Linked DNA regions of Homo sapiens: region 1 is linked to region 2. The links are chromatin loops, found by intact Hi-C in ENCODE. Cell type or tissue: mesothelial cell of epicardium. All regions are shown on one strand. Each heading gives the region's core, and the rest is flanking DNA. Links, peaks and the distances in the headings are about the cores only.

Region 1 (8,344 bases), core at 218-8,217, 260 kb before region 2:
TTTTAGCTGTGGGTTTTTATATTGCTGTTTATTATTTTGAGGTAATTATCTTATACACCTAGTACACTGAGTGTTTTTATGAAAGGGTGTTGAATTTTGTCAAATGATTTTTCTGCCCCTGTTGACATAATCATATGACTTATTTTTTGTTCTGTTAAATAACATTGATTGAGTTACATATGTTCAACCCACCTTGTATCCCAGAGATAAATTTCCCTTGGCCATGGTGTATGATCCTTTTAATATGTTGTTAAATTCAGTTTGCTAGCATTTTGTTGAGGATTTTTGGATTGATATTATTCAGTGATAATGACCTGTAGTATTCTTTTCTTGTAATGTCTTTGTCTAGCCTTGGTATCAGGGTAATACTGGCTTCCTAAAATGAGTTTGGAAGTGTTTCCTCCTTTTAAAGTTTTTGAAAGAATTTGGGAAGAATTTTCATTTTATTTAATGTTTGGTAGAATTCTTCAGTGAAGCCATCTTGTTCTCGGCTTTTCTTTGCTGAGATTTTTTAATTTATTTTCTTTTATTACTGATTCAATGTCTTAACTAGTTACAGATGTTTGGATTTTCTATTTCTTTCTTGTTCAGTATTCATAGGTTGTGTGTTTTTATGAGTTCATCCATTTCTCCTAGGTTATCCAACTTATTGGCACATAGTTGTTCATAAGAGCCTCTTGTTATCTTTTGTATTTCTGGCATCAGTTTCTTACTTTACTTGAGTTTCTCTCTCTCTCTCTCTCTCTCTCTTTAACCTGGCTAATGGTTTATCAATTTTTTTTCTTTGGTTGAGTTATGTTTTCCTGTTTCTTTATGTGCCTTGTAACTTTCTATTACGATCTACACATTTGAAAAAACAGTCACTTTTCCCAGGCTGTTCACAGAGGAAGGCCTTTACCCATCAGCTGGCTAGTGATTCTGGGGGCCACTCAAGCGTTTTTCTGTGGGTGTCTTCTCAGGAAGTGTGCACATAAATTTCCAATTAGAAGGATTTACTGGCTTCTTTTTGCAGGAAACTGTACTCTCTTTCTTCCTCTTGTGTCTGTTTGAAGTACTACAGGTTCTCTGCAGCTGCCATATGCTGCTCAGCTCTCCATTCTTTTCAGCAACTCCCTGGCTTCTAGAGTATGCCAGTCCCATCAGCACTCCAAAATAGAATAACCAGACCCTTGGGCAGCATCCTCAAAAACCAGAATGTTAGATGCAAACTCCAATTCTTTCCCTCTCTAGGAAGAAGCTGAGAGTTTTTCCCACTTGTTCCATGTGGAGCCAGTAAGCAACTATGGCCAGGGAGTACAACACGTTTTTCTGCCAGCTTTGATGCAGTGGTTTCATGCTCACTGAGGTGTAGGAGCCTCTTAACTGGTTTCTGGATTTCTCACAAAGGGAGTGTGTCCATGTACTATTGTCCATGGAGGGAAGGAGGGTCTGGGACTTTCTCTTCTGTCATGTTGATAATATCACTTCTGCCTATGATTCTTAAAATGTTAATTAACAGAGATATTCTGCACATCAGTTTTTATTCTTCAGGGCCATAGATATAAGCTCAGCAGTGTGGTCTGAGTCTGCTCTAGAATGGTTTGTGTTTTTTATTTGTTTGCTTATTTTTGTTTCTGGTAATCGGAGGAGCATGTGCTATTGAGTGAGAGGACCACAGTCCATATCTGGACCCAGTGGACCCACGGTAAGCTGAGAAGCTAGGACTATTCATTTCACAGCTCCGAAACTCTATTCTTTCATTTATGAAGTGTGGATATTGTCGAATATTCATCTGGACCTTTGTAAGTGCATTGTAAATCTGTAAAACAACAAATTAAGGTTATTTATTATATATAATAACTACAGGACAGATCCAAAAGATGTAGATGTTGTTTTTTACCAACCTAATTCGTACAGCTGGTTCATTTTGACTGGTTACTACTTTTTCCTAAGTATAATGAGCACAGCAAAAAAAAAGCGTATTGAAAAATCTGGGTAATTAACCTTTTTGTTTTAGCTCTTCTTTGTATTTGGCTTACTTCTCTCATATATCTGAATGTGTTTATAGCCATTTAAGATATGCTGAGAACCTGAAAATTCAATTACTTATATAAATGTTTTACACTTAAATTAGTTCTAGATATTTGGTAGGAACATGGGTATAAAAACATGAAATATAATCAAAGGTGAAAAGAATAGCCTCAGTTATTTATCTTATAAACTAGTGATTTTCATAATTTATTTTTTATGTTGAGATAACTAAGACAATAATTCAAGGTCTGTAATGCTGAGAGTCATATAAGCTTCTAAACAGCCATTTTTGGAAAGTACTCTATGGGAATGTAGCAATTTACATGGCACATTTTCCCAAGGAATTTAGAGCAGTTCGTGGCCCTTACGTAATTTGTGGGAGGTAAAATACATGTGTCATTATTTGAAATCCCAAAGTCTATGAATTGAATCAAGAAGCCTCTTTATAGGCTTTTCTGATTCAGGACAGCCAACCCTAACCAGACCTGGAACACACAATACTACTCATAGTTTTTGTCAGAAGGAAATTCAAAAATAGCACACCTAGAAGAATTGTCATTTTACACTGAGCCAACTGTCATAAACTGTGTGCTCCATGTGTTTCAATGGAACTGAAAACCCCAACTCAATTTTCTGCTGAACAAATGTTTAAACTGAAAAAAGCAACGAAGCCCACAAACAACCCTTTTACTTGATGCATATTTTTCTTTATCCTCTTGTTGGGTTGTTAGAATGGGAATTCTATGTAGAAGGAAAGGTATAAAAATGAATTCAATCGTGTTTGGTAGTATTTTCTACACTGTGTACTGGGCTGTGACTAACATACTTTATTTGATAGGGATTATAATCATCCTTTTTTCAGGAAAAGATGAATTCAGGGTTTTCTATAATTAATATACTCATACTCTTTCAGGAAAACTACATGCTGTGTATTTATACGTTAAAGCAACAGGTACTATAAAAATCTTGTTGATATTGTGTGTGGTAGTTTTCAGCTTTTTGATACTTAAGCCTTTGCTTTTACAAAGCATTATGCTGGTATAGCTGTTTAGCAATAACTTTTGATTATTATGGGCCTAGTTGTGGTAATTTTACAAAATGGGCAGTATTCAGATTGCATGTAAATTGCAGTGATAGAAAAAAATAAAAAATATTCTTCTACAGTCTGGGAGAAATTTTGTTAAATCATGTTATTATATGGGTTGTTAAGTTCTTTGGAGTCTTTTGAAGAGTGTCCAGGCTGTTTCCATGCTTTGTTTATATAGGGAAATGATTGGAATAAAAGCATGAACTGAACTATTCTTGAATTAATCCAAATGTTTATATTATGGCATTATTGATAGAAATTTTGTCTTGTTACTTGGATATCATGCAGTGTTTATGAGGATAGCAGTTTTCTAGCCAAAATCTCACTCATGAAGTTCAGCTCTCCAATTTTAGAAATGATTTTTCTTTTTCTTCATGCATACATACTTGGCACAAACCTCAGTAAAGTTAGGCTCAGGTGAATGTTTACAGATTATCATTCTGAATATGATTTTTTGAGGGGCATGATTGTAGCTTTTGTGTTATCAGCTATAGTAATTTTTGCAAGTTTTTTTTGCCTTTTGGGTTTTTACTAAATGTTTTTCTACTATGTTATTAATTTTCTGTAAAATATGTTTATAGTGTCTCTATTCAGAGAGACAGAGACATAGAGAAAGAGAGCACATGCTCTCTCCATGTAGAAGTGACAATGGTACTGGGAGATGGTGTGATATACCAAACATTTCCTCAGTCCTCTTTCCTTTACTAAGCCCTACATTTTACAGAAGTGACTGCGAATAAAGTAAACCAAGGAGAAGATCTCTGTATGCCTTAACAACTTTTCAGTTTTGCAAAACTATAATAATTAATTCTTACAATAATGTTATTGAAAAGTTTTTTTTTTTAAATTTGATTTATGGAGGGATTATGATGAGCCTCCTTAAAGAGGTTGGCATGCTGCTTAGACTACATGGAGCCACTGAGCAGATACTAGTCAAGCTATGTGAACAGCACTCTGCTGGCTATTAAGAAGCCAATGATAAACAAAATAAATAGGATCTCTGCCCAGATACAAATACATTTCAAGTTATGACATGCTGTGAAAGGCTTGAATCTTCTGGTTCACACACCTTCTCCCTGCCAGAAATCTGGGTGCAGAGCCAACCTTGTTTGCTTACTGGTCATGAAAATAAAGGAGGGTCAATTGGAAGATCCTGATCCATAGTTAGTTGATGCCCTTTCTGAGTCTCCACACAGATTTCGAGGAGTTTCTTCTTGGCAATCTTGACTTTTTTTTTTTTTTTTTTTTTTTACATATATCTCTATTATAATAGGTCCCATTAATTAGAATTGTTCTATTTCAACCTTCTGCAACTTAAACAGTAAGTCCTTGCAGGATAGTGAAAAGCCTTTTTCATGTTGAATTGCTTCATACATATGAGATTTAAAGTGATGAATATGCGTGTTCATTCGTTTGTTCTTGAAAATATGAAAGTACATTTGAGTTTTTGTATTTTTCTATTCATTAATTTTAAATGCCAAATAAATTATTACTTTTCTACATCCATTAAATGGGGATAACTCTTATCTCATTAGTTTACTGTGTAAATAAATGAGATAAAGTATATAACATATTCTAGATGCACATGTAAAGTATCAAGACATGTTAGATATTACTAATACTAAATAATACCACATTCTCTATTACAAATTTCTATAAAAATTGCATTTTTCATATAAAATTTTGGCTGTGACCATATATGTGGGCACTTATGTATTTGTTTACAGACCTATCAGTTGATTATGCTTTTTCTGTATTTTTTTCTGAGAATAGAAATGTTAAAAAACTTTCATTCAATGCCTGCAAATAAATTAACTCAAAGATGTTCAATTCTAGAAGGAAACTTACAAATTATCTTGCCTGATATGCTCATATTATGAATATATAACTGGAGGAACAAAAAAATTAAAAAACATATTTAGGCCACTTTGGGGGGATTCAGTTTATTAAATAATATCTCAAGTGCTCAATAATATTTGCGATATCCTTCCTTTCAGTGCTAGAGTATTCAGCAATATACTGTGTTTGCCACCAGAAGGTGCTACAGGGAAATAAAACCAGCCTGTTTGAATGCTTTGTACTAGTATTTTTCCATTTGCTCTTGGTGGTGTCCTCTCTAGATCATTTCCTCCATTCAGTAATAGGTTTTCATATGGTATCAATATCCTATCTATGAAATTTCAAGGAGCTGACCATGGGCAAAAAAAGCAGGAAATAGAGAAGTCTTTAGAAATAGCATTATATGAAATATTTGAGAACATAATATTCATGTAATTGAAGATACTGTATAAATTAAGCTTTGCAATTTCTGTTAAAGTCAACTTCATAAAGAAAGTTTATGTTCTGTGCTAATTCAGATGTCAAATCTTTCAAAAGTGAATTTACACTCCCTTTAAAATATGGTAGAACTGAGAATGCTATTGTGGAATGCATAATTCTAGAGTGAGTACATTTTATAATCTTGTCAGTAAATTCACTAACCTTAAAAGGTTTATTGTCTTTAAGCTTTCCTAAGTAAAAAATATCACCAGGTGTCTGTGTGTATTTTCTTCACATAGTTTATTTCAAGATAATTTAAGCATCTAGGCGATACTGGTATTAAACTTTTTTCCATTGAGGATTTCCCTTTTCTTTTCCATTTGGGAAATACAACATGCTTCCCAGATTCCAAATTTCACTGCTTATTTTTATGACTACTATAAAAGGATAAGAAGAGGATAAAATAGTAAAAGGGTAATAATATTATCCTGGGAGCTATTTCTGTATCTCAGTGCTAAAAGCCATCAAACTATGTAGACATTTTTAAAAGTTCTTTTGTAATATTCATATAACTGACGAAAATGTGTTCATTTATCATTTCAGCAGGAAAAAGTATAAAATTTCTCTGGATATTTTTCTGGACATTTGCTGTGTACATTTTCATTTAACATGCCTTTGCAAGTTAGATAGTTTCCCCAGATTTTTTTTTCTTTTAATTTCATGTGCTCAGTAAAAATGTGGCAGTCTTAAGCCCAATGCTGCAAACTATACTGGTAAAATAGGGTGGAAATCAGAGAAAGTGGTAGTTGTAGAGAGCTTGCTCGCAAACCATTCAAAATTTGGAAAGGAAAAAAAAAAAGTGAACTCTTCTATACTCATGTAAACTATTGTATTAGTTTCCTGTTGTTGCTATAACAAAATATCACAAACTTGATGGCTGGCGACCACAAAAATGTTTATCTTACTGTTCTGGAATTCAGAAGTCCAAAATGGGCCTCACTGGGTTAAATTTAGGTCTCTACAGGGCTGCATTCCTTCTGGAAGATCTGTGGGCGAATCCATTTCATTGCTGTTTCTAGCCCTAAAGGCTGCCCTGTCTCTTGGCTGTGTTTCCCTTCTATCTTCAAAGCCTTCAATGGCTGACTGAATTTTTTTCATGCTGCATCACTCTGAATCTGACCCTTCTGCCTCATTCTCCACACCGAAAGAACACTTTTAATTACATTGGGCCTAACCGGATAATCCAGGACAAACTCCTTACTTTGAGGTCAACCGATTAGCAATCTTAATTTTCCCTTTCCATCTCATATATTCACAGGTTTCAAGGATTAGAATGTGGAAATCTTTGGAGAGGGGATTATTTTTCTGCCTTCCACATCTACCTTCTGTGCATTTTTCCAGAGTTGAAATACTATGTGTGTAATTTGTTTAGCATTTTTCACTTACACTTGTGGTTTGGATTTTCTCGTGTTAGTGCTTTTCAGTGAATATCTTTTTCACAGCCACAGAACACTACAAGGAAAGAATTTACCATCATTTTCCTACCCATTCACCTAACATTGGCCACTTAACTTATTTAAAAATATTTATTGTATATCAGTTGTGTGACAGGTGCCCTGCAAATAAATGGGATTTTAGTCATTTATAAGACAAAGTTTCTGCCTTTAGGGGAACTAATGGGAAAGAGAGGAGGAAAGAAAGTAAGGGATTAGTCAGAGTATGAATTTATTAAAATTCTGATGTGGGCATGACAGTGGAGACAGGGTACCATAAAAATGGAAAGAATGAAAAAAAATGGAAAGAATATTTCTTCAATGGAGAGTCAGGCATGGTTTCCTAATAAAGTGACATGTTTGCTGGGTCTGGAGGGTGGAGATATTTATCCACTTTAGAAGCTAGGGAAAGAGTGTTTGAGGCAAAACAACAAAAAACAACAATAGCAACAAAAAGGACTTGAGTAAAACAACAATAACAACAAAAAGAGCACTAGTAAAGACCCCAAGTCAGGAAGCTGCTTGGCACAGTGGATGATTGTGAAGTGGGACAAACTGGCAGGGGTTTGGTGATAAGAAAAATGGCTTGGGATGAAGACGGAGAGGTGAGAAAAGCCATTTCATGTAAGACTTCGTATGCCAAGGTAATAATATGGGATTTCATGTTAAAAACAAGGAAAGCTATAGAACAGTTTTAATCGAAGGAGAAACACAATATGCTTCTATTCAAAATGATCCCTCTGGCTACAGCACTCATCATGAATGAAGATAGCAGAAGGAGACATGAGGAGGTGGGGACCATATTGAGGAATATCCACAGATTTGTCGATAGAGATGGTCAGGATGGTAGGAGCCACTGAAAGGTTGGTGATGCCATGATTCCATTTACTAGGACTGGTGTAGGCTGAGAGAAAGCTGTTATAGTGGGAGGACTGAGTTCAATTTTGGAAGCATTGTATTTGAGAGGTTTTTGGGTCATAAACATGGAGGTTCCAGTGAGAAGTTTACGAGTGTAGTCAAGGCCTGATAGTTTGTTGTGGGCTGGAGCTTTATCTGTGGAAGCTTTGTAGACAGCAACCATAGGCATGGGAGAAAAGTAAACAGGAAAAAGGGAAAAGGTTGCTTCTTATTTCAGCTCTTAAGAGGAACAATTTTTTTTTTTAATTGCATGAATCATTGACCCCTTTTTGTATCATTTAGAATATTACCAAGTCAAGGGTATAAATATTTTAATGTTGAAATGAAACGTAAGTGAAAAACAGGCAGACAGATTTAAGGAAGCGTATTCCAGGGAGACAGAATAACATGGGCAATGGCCAAGAGGCATGGAGCTGCACATTGTTCAGTAGAGTTTAGAAGTGTGATATGACAGGGCCCAGGTTCTAAAAATTCTGTTCTAAAAATTTTACACTTATTAAATCAACGAGTCTGTGAGGTAATTACTATCATTACCTCATTTTATGTATGAGACAACTTAGGCACTAAGAAGATAAGT
Region 2 (8,344 bases), core at 116-8,115:
ACCACAGGTACTACGTATTTGACATGTATGAGCCACTTTCTTCTCAAATAGAGCACTGATTATATATGTAATTATTTCATTTGCCATTTTATACTATATGAAATTATTTATTAATCTTTTCTACTAAAGACTAACATCAAAAAGTTAACATTTATTAAAAATTTTCAAAAATTTTCAAAACTTATTAAAGTCAATAGCTATTGAATTTATTCATCTGTTTTCTACTAAAAACTAACCTCATCTCAATTTTTTGAGGTTAGTCTTTATAAAAAAGCAGATTAATAAAGTCAATATTTATAATTTTGAATAAATTTTTAAAATTATAATTAATAAAGTCAGTAACTATTAACTTTTCATAATCCCTTTTCTATGCTTCTACTTCTGACCATCCCAAATGCCCCTGTCTTTCTGATTGATCTCTCAGTCTAATAAGATATAAAACAAAATAACGATTGACTGTATTCATTACAATTTTCAATATGGAGTAAAATTACATCTCAATACATTCAGAGCTTCAGCCTCAAAATGTTGAGGTTAGTTTTCACTAGAAAACATATTAATAATTATGGACCTTTTTTCCATTATAAGTCAGTAATTTTTCAAATTACTTATAATTTTTCAAATTTCAAATTTGAAAAATTACTGACATAATAAAAACTGCAACTGTCTCAAAAATCATAATTGTCTGGGCATGATAGCTCATGCCTGTAATCCCAGAACTTTGAGAGGCCAAGGCAGGAGATCACCTGAGGTCAGGAGTTCCAGACCAGCCTGGTCAACACTGTGAGACCTACTCTCTACAAAAAATACAATACAAAAAAAAAAAAAAAAAGTTAGCCAGAAGTGGTGGTGTGTGCCTGCTGTCCTGGTTACTTGGGAGGTTGAGGTGGGAGGATGGCTTGAAACTAAGACGTCAAGGCTGCAGTGAGCCATAATTGCACCACTACATTCCAGCCTGGTCACAGAGATTCCTCCTCTGAAATATATATATAGAAAAAAATACACTAAAAATAAAAAAGCTATAATGATTATGTCAGAATGATCATTAGATTATTTTTCTGTAGCCAAGTCTACATGGAAAATCAGGAGATAACTTGGTGAGCATGGAATTAGATTTAGGGGATTTGCATGTTTCAGTAACTTATCTTGCTTATGAGACTTTAACCATTAGTCAAGGGCACACTTTCAACATACACCTCTTTATGTGCCCTTTTCTATGCTTCTACTTCTGACCACCCCAAGTGCCTCCCTCTTTCTGACTGATCTCTCAGTCTCATAAGATGTGAAACGAAAAAAAAAAAAGAAAAAAAAAAAAAAGCCTTCTCTTTCTGCTGTGTGGCAGGCTCTAGAACAACGCTCACCCATCAGAGATGTTTTGTGACCCCAGTCACTGCTTACTAATATTGTTACTGAAATGCCAGAGATTTGGTCTAGGTCCTGCTGTGTGCTACACAGAAAGCCACTTACTGAGAGAACGAGTATTGCCAGAGAAAAAGGCTTTAACTGGGTGCTGCAGCTGAGGAGAAGGGATACCAGTCTCAAATCCAACTAAAATTAGGGGTTTATATGGCAAGGAAGAAATGTAACTATGTGTGGGAAAACAGGAATGAGGGAGGGATAAGGAAGAGGAATTGGTCAACAGGAAGCAGGTGGTCAGTTAAGCAATCATGACAGATGAGGGGCTTGGCGTCTTATTGTCCAGATATAATTATCTGATAAGTTTCAGTTCCTTGACACTATTTGGGTTGCCTGATGGTTGGTTTCCCAAGAAAAAAACCCAGATAAGACAACCGTAAGTTTCTCAAGTTTTAAGACTGGAGGGGTCAATTTCTATGTTTATTCAAAAGAAACCATAAACGTCAGTTCTATGGGACAATTGGGCTGGTTTGATTATGATTGTATTGATGATTATATTTTCTTTGCATTAAATGGAGAGCAGCCCAATTATAAGGACTTGATAGACTAGATTTTCTCACAAATCTTCACATACTTTATAGATATTCATCTTTTAAATGTAATAAAAGTTATTTTCCTGAATATATGTATTAAGAAATAATTTAACATATTTTATGATGACTACAATGCTTTTTAAGTATTTAGAAGTATTAAATAATCTGATTTTTCACTGATCTGTGTGGTCTTTGCCTAAGTTGGTTTAAATTTTTAGTTTGACAAAATAACTTTTTCTACCAGTATTCAAGTTCCAATTTTTTTAAGGTGGTTGCATTCAAATGAACTTTTGGAATGAAGCTCTGAATGTATTGAGATGTAATTTTACTCCAAACTAAAAATTGAAAATGGGAAACATCCACAGAACAGCATTGTAGCGTAGTACTTTGAGCTATGTGTAAGTAACAGCATTGTGGAAAATCTAATTTATGGTGATATTGTAAAAGAAATATGAGCCTCATTTCCTGAATTCTCCTTTATCTTGAAGTTTGACATTCCTAAAAGAGCAAGAGACTTTGATGCTGTAATATCTTACACAGGCCTCTCCCTCTTTAGTTACTGTTTTGAGATCCCACAAAAGCAGACCATGCAGGTGGCCTTATTAACTGCCTGTGGAAATTTAAGATAAGACAGAGGTTATAACATATTTTCATACCGTATTTCACTAAAAGGATAAGTTATCACAGTAACCTGTCCCAAATGCAATTCAGATGATATTTCAGCCACCCGGTTACTAAAAAGAAACACATGTGGATAAAAGCTGTTTCTGACTTATTTATGGATTAGGCAATAACTGTTTTCAGTGAACTCTTAGCAAAAGGAGAACGTATTTTATGATATACTCTGCAGTGAGGACACTTTTTGCAAAATGCCTTTAATATTTTTTAAGGACCACATATAGTTTTGAGGTACTAAAGATATATTTGCAGAAGTGGCTAAATATCTCTCTCTTTCTTAGTGCTAATAGCATGTTAGTTATCATTTTATAGCAGTTCACAAGGATCCTGCAGAAGTCTTTATACTAAAGAAAGAATTTGGTTTAAGGAGCTCTTTAAATCTTAATTCTGAATATATGGTTTCATTTCTATCCCAAGCAATCATAGGACACATAAAGAAATTTATTTCCATCTATCTCAGTCTTAAAAACCCTTAGTGAATGTATTTAACTGTCTTTAAAGTTTGTTCTTTTGTCTAAAATTCCTTAGCATTAAACTTTAAAAAATATATTTAATTATAGTATATCTTGGGTACTTTATTCCCGATTTTTTTTCTCAAGCCATTTTCAGTGAATTTGAAAGGAAATAATTTCTGTCTTTTTAACATAATACTGTATTATAGAAGAAAAAATTGGGAGGTAAAAATTGCCTACTAAAACTCAAACCCAAGAAATGCCTTATTTTATACTCTGAGTTTTGTTTCTTTATATTCCTCTTTGTTTCCTTGTGAATGGTGCTTTTAGAAGAAACAAATGTGATATCATAATTAGGCATGCTTTTTTCTTTCTTTGGGAATCAAGAGTACTACATGTCTCACTATATACGGATTCTGAATAGGGATTTCTTCTCTTGTGATATGTTTATGTGACTCCAAGACTGAGGGTAAATAGATAGGGCCAGAAACAAGGATGATTCTAAAATGATTTTCTATAAAATTTCTTAATATAGATGAAGAGTTATAAAAACTGATGTAATGTCAAAGATTGTCTTTACATTCTGTTTTGCTTTGATAAATATAGTTTATTCAACTACTTTTATATCAAATACATCTATTTAAAAATTACTGTTTTCTACTTGATTTTTATGTTTTGATGAACCAGCCACTGTCTACTTGGGCAGAGTCAATGCATAACATATGGCTTAATGAAAGATGATTTGTTGCTATTGATCCTTTATATGTTACATTAGAGCCGTGTGTTCTTTTCCACTGGTGATTTGAAAGTTCATATGTGACCTTTCCACAAATAAATTGGCCCTCACCATGAGCCAAGAGATACATCAGATATGTGGCTAAGATAAAGTGATGTTCCTCTTCAAATCACCCACAATCTTATAGAGTACCTAAATATTTAAGCAGATGGCTTAATAGACATGTTAATTAATTCAACAAAGCACAAGTTGCTCAGTGATCAAAGTTAGAGGGAAGGGCACATATGAAGGGACTGACGAAGGAAATGCCATTTCACATTCAGGAAATGAGTTATTTGGCTGAGGAGAAAGTTAAAGTAGAAATGGGTTCTGGGTATCTATTGCTGCTTTACAAAAGCATCCCACAATCTAATGGCACAAAACAGTAACCATTTTACGATGCTCATGGATTTTGTAAGCCAAAGAATCAGACGAGGCATAAAGAGAATGGCTTGTCCTTGTTCCACTATGTCCAGGGCAGGCAATGGAGAAGGATGGAATGGCGGGGATGTCACAAACTGGTGAGAGACAGAATATCTGTGGTTAAAGAATCCACTTCCAAGATGACTTCTTCACTCACAGGTCTAGCAGCTTAACTGAAATTCACACGGCCACTCCAGCATGGCAGCCTTAGTGGTATCATACTTCTCACATGGTAGCTCTAGTGGTTAAAGCAGCTTCAAGCCCACTCAGACTCTAAGAGATGGGTGGATAGCACAAAGATCTCACTTCTCAATGGAAGGATGATCAATGAATTTATCGTATCCCTGTGTTAAAATTGTCATAGCATATAATGAGAGAGAAGACTGGAGAAATAGGCAGAGGTCAGTTTGTGGAAGTTGTGAACTCTATGCCTAGGAGCTGGGACTTATTTGCTAAATGTAAAGTAAAATTGCTTTGAGAAATTTTTACCAGAGGAAAAATGAGACTATTTATAACTTAGAAATATTGCCCTGGTGACAGGGTAGAGAAAGATGTGCTTTGGGCAGGGGAATAGGGATGGACCCTGCTCTGGTGGCAAGAGAATGAACAGTTTAATGCTTGCAGATCTGAAAGTTGGACTGGAACAATGAATTTGGTGACTGATTGGAAGTAAGGGTAAAAGACAATCATCACGTCTCTACTTTCATTGATGAATTGAAATATCATGTATTTCAGTAAGACAGAAAATATAATATGATAGTGGAAACAGATGGGAGGAAGGAGGCAGAGAGAAAAAAAGTTTAGCTTTGGCCTTCGTAGGTTTAAGATTTTAATGGAACTTTGGTGACTAGTATGTGGCTCCGGAGCCTAGGAGAGAAGCCAGAGCCAGAGATATGGACCTGGGAACATTAGCTTAGCTATGTTTTATTGATTGAAACAATAGAAATGGAAGAAATAGCTCAGGAAAAAAGTATAAAAGTAGGGGAAAGAAAGGAGAGCTCAACACAAAACTCTGGGGACCACAAACAATTACAGGTGAAGTGAGGAAACAAGGAGAATGAGAGAATGTTCTTTTTGTTTTGCAATGTACTGAGTTATGGTAACTTTTTGCTAAGTTCTTAAGTGTAAATTGTTTTTCTATTGAGAAGTACTTCGTCTTCTGAGACATTTTGTTCTTGTCTTTCAAATTATTCCTGGAATCTAGATACAAATGAAATACAAAACTCTGGTTGAAATATTAAATTAACTATATTGAACATATATTCATCTAATCACTGCAACACAAAACAAAACACTAAGTCCTGAACTTAAGACACTTTTGGATTCTGTGCAGTGTTGAGATTTATGTTTTGAAAGGCTCACCCTGTGTGTGTTGTTTTGGGAATGCTGGTTCTTTGGTGTCTTATTGGGACAGTTTCTAATGATTTCTTACTGGGCTAAGTCCTGTGGGACTTATGTTGTTGACTTTGGGAAACAAGAATAATGAATAATATCCATAAAATTTTGAAGGAGAATAAGACCTAATTGTATTTGATTTCAAGGAATCACAGTCCCAAAGTAATTTTAAACTGAGAGACCAAGAGCCACAGTTAAAAGCTCAGCCATTGTCCTGAAAGAGCCATGCTTATGTGCTTTCAAGTAAGAATAACGTAACATCAAAAGTGGTAAGTGAGAACCAAGGGATGTGGTATTAGGAAGACTTCCAAGTGCAGGTGTGCAGGGTAATAGCGGCTAAAATTCACACAGGATTCATTAGAATATTTACAGTGCCTCCAGAGACTGTCAAGTATGCATTTTTTTTTTTTTTTACCTGTTATAGCACTTATCTTTACCAGACACCCTTCTAAGTGATCTGCAATTTGGTCCTCATAAAAGCCTTTAGGTAGATGTCATCCTCATTTAACAGATGAGAAACTAGGCACAGAAAGCAGTTGAGCTGAGATGTGGGTAGGGCAGCTGGCTGTAGATTCCTTGCTATTAACCAATGTATTCGATGTTTACTACTGGCATTTCAACATATTAATTCACAGAAGATAAATAATGTCATCTATCATTTCTTCACATCTGCAAAATGCTTTTGTTTCTCTTTCCAAACTTGAATTTGATTTCCATTAAATATAAAATTATAGGTTTTTTGTTTTTTTTTTCGAGACGGAGTCTCGCTCTGTCACCCATGCTGGAGTGCAGAGGTGTGATCTCAGCTCACTGCAACTCCCACCTCCTGGGTTCAAGCGATTCTCCTGCCTCAGCCTCCCAAGTAGCTGGGATTACTGGCACATGCCACCACGTTCAGCTAATTTTTTGTATTTTTAGTACAGACAGGGTTTCAACGTGTTAGCCAGGATGGTCTTAATCTCCTGACCTCGTGATCCAGCCACCTAGGCCTCCCAAAGTGCTGGGATTACAGGCGTGAGCCACCGCGCCCAGCCTATACTTTTTATGAAGAATATTAGTTAGTATACATGGTTTTAGGGGTTATAATTCTCCGAATGAAACAGTAACCTCTGTGGGCTTTAACCAAATTTTTCCAAATTAAATCTTTCTGACACAGTGCCAGTACATCGGAGGTGGTCAATAAAAGTCTTTTCAATGATTAATTAATTGGACAATTGCATAAATCAATCTTCATGTTTGTCAGAATAACGAGAACACTGAACTAAGTTTAGTTTCTCAATATCTATGTCTATGTGCCACTTTGAAAACCTTAGGAATGTGAAGCTGCTTTCTTATTTATTCATTAATTCAGTATCCAAAAGTATTTATATACTTTATAAGTTAATCTTTAGAATAACATCAGTGATGGCTCTTCACTGTCAATACTCTAAAGGTGGGATTAGTCACTTCTGAATATCCATTTTCCCAGGGTTTCTATTTCTTTCTCTACTTTTTTTTTTTGTATGTAGACATAATTGAATTGGAATTTTCTTTTCATACACTACACGAGCGATGTTCAACCTCATTTTCCCACACTCCTTTCTATGTAACTTTATTGTACGTAGAACAACTCAAATTAGAGGCCCAGGATTTGTCTTAGATTCTTCCCTTTCTTTCAATTCCTGTGTCCACTATTTTAACTTATTTTAATCATTTACTTCTATTTCCTGTGCCTCTGTCTTCATTCAGGCCTATATAAAATCCTGCCTGAATTTTAGCCATGATTTCCTATTTGATCTGTTTTCAGCCTTGTTAACATCTCCCAACCTCATTTCTTCCTCACTCTTACATATCTAAGGAAAGATCTATCTAATCTGAGAAATTAGTATTTCTTCCGAAATTAAATTTTTTTGGTAGTCTCCCATGCAATCAGAATAAATACCAAATTCCTTAGCAAATTGTTGTGGCTTTCTAGATTCTCACTTGGAAAAAAACTAGATGTTAAAATATTATTTTTAGGGCTGGGCGCGGTGGCTCATGCCTGTAATCCCAGCACTTTGGGAGGCCAAGGCGGGTGGATCACTTGAGGTCAGGAGTTTGAGACTAGTCTAGCCAACATGGTAAAACCCCATCTCTACTAAAAATACAAAAGTCAGCCAGGTGTGGTGGCACGCACCCGTAATCTAAGCTACTTGGGAGGCTGAGGCAGGAGAATCGCTTGAACCTGAGAGGTGGAGGTTGCAGTGAGCCGAGATCGTGCCACTGCACTCCTGCCTGGGCGACAGAGCAAAACTCCATCTCAAATAATAATAATAATATTTGTAGAATGAATAAGAAAATTAAAAATATTTATAATTACCACAATAAATAAGCATAAGTTGAAACAATTCAAATACCAACTTCCTCAGCTGAGATTTTTTGTAAGAAGCTTGATAGAATCCAAAGAGCTAAAGTCGATACATTATATGAGGTTGAGGTATTAGGTTTTGGTGATTTATAGAATTCTGTATGTGTATTATGTTGAAGCAAATTTGATTCTTGAGGTTGAAAACTAAAACTAAGGAATGAGGTCATATATACATATATATGACCACATTTTGCATGGAAGTCTGCTGTTAAAATAACTATAACATAAATAGAATAGTCTACAAACATCTTACATGAAATTATTAAAATTTTCTTAGCTGTGTATT

The links. A loop is a pair of places that touch in the nucleus more often than their neighbours do. Peaks named below come from ENCODE experiments on the same cell type or tissue, not always from the same donor. Only the 100,000 strongest peaks of a DNase experiment are listed, where the experiment ranks them.
Region 1: a loop joins it to region 2, with 35 times the contacts of the local background. A loop is called at or near these places in 2 of 110 quality-filtered maps.

What each region holds. Positions count from the first base shown.
Region 1 is chr12:77,719,431-77,727,774 of GRCh38, forward strand. It overlaps a transcript of NAV3 not described here. Among named protein-coding and RNA genes, the nearest start is that of NAV3, 110 kb to the right of the region's middle. In mesothelial cell of epicardium, for the core only: CTCF peaks have their summits at 1,041 and 5,170 (motif pointing right); no DNase peak of the experiment used is centred there.
Region 2 is chr12:77,978,410-77,986,753 of GRCh38, forward strand. The region is part of intron 5 of NAV3 (neuron navigator 3); the gene reads left to right. Among named protein-coding and RNA genes, the nearest start is that of NAV3, 150 kb to the left of the region's middle. RefSeq lists an enhancer at 3,768-4,329. In mesothelial cell of epicardium, for the core only: no CTCF peak of the experiment used is centred there; no DNase peak of the experiment used is centred there.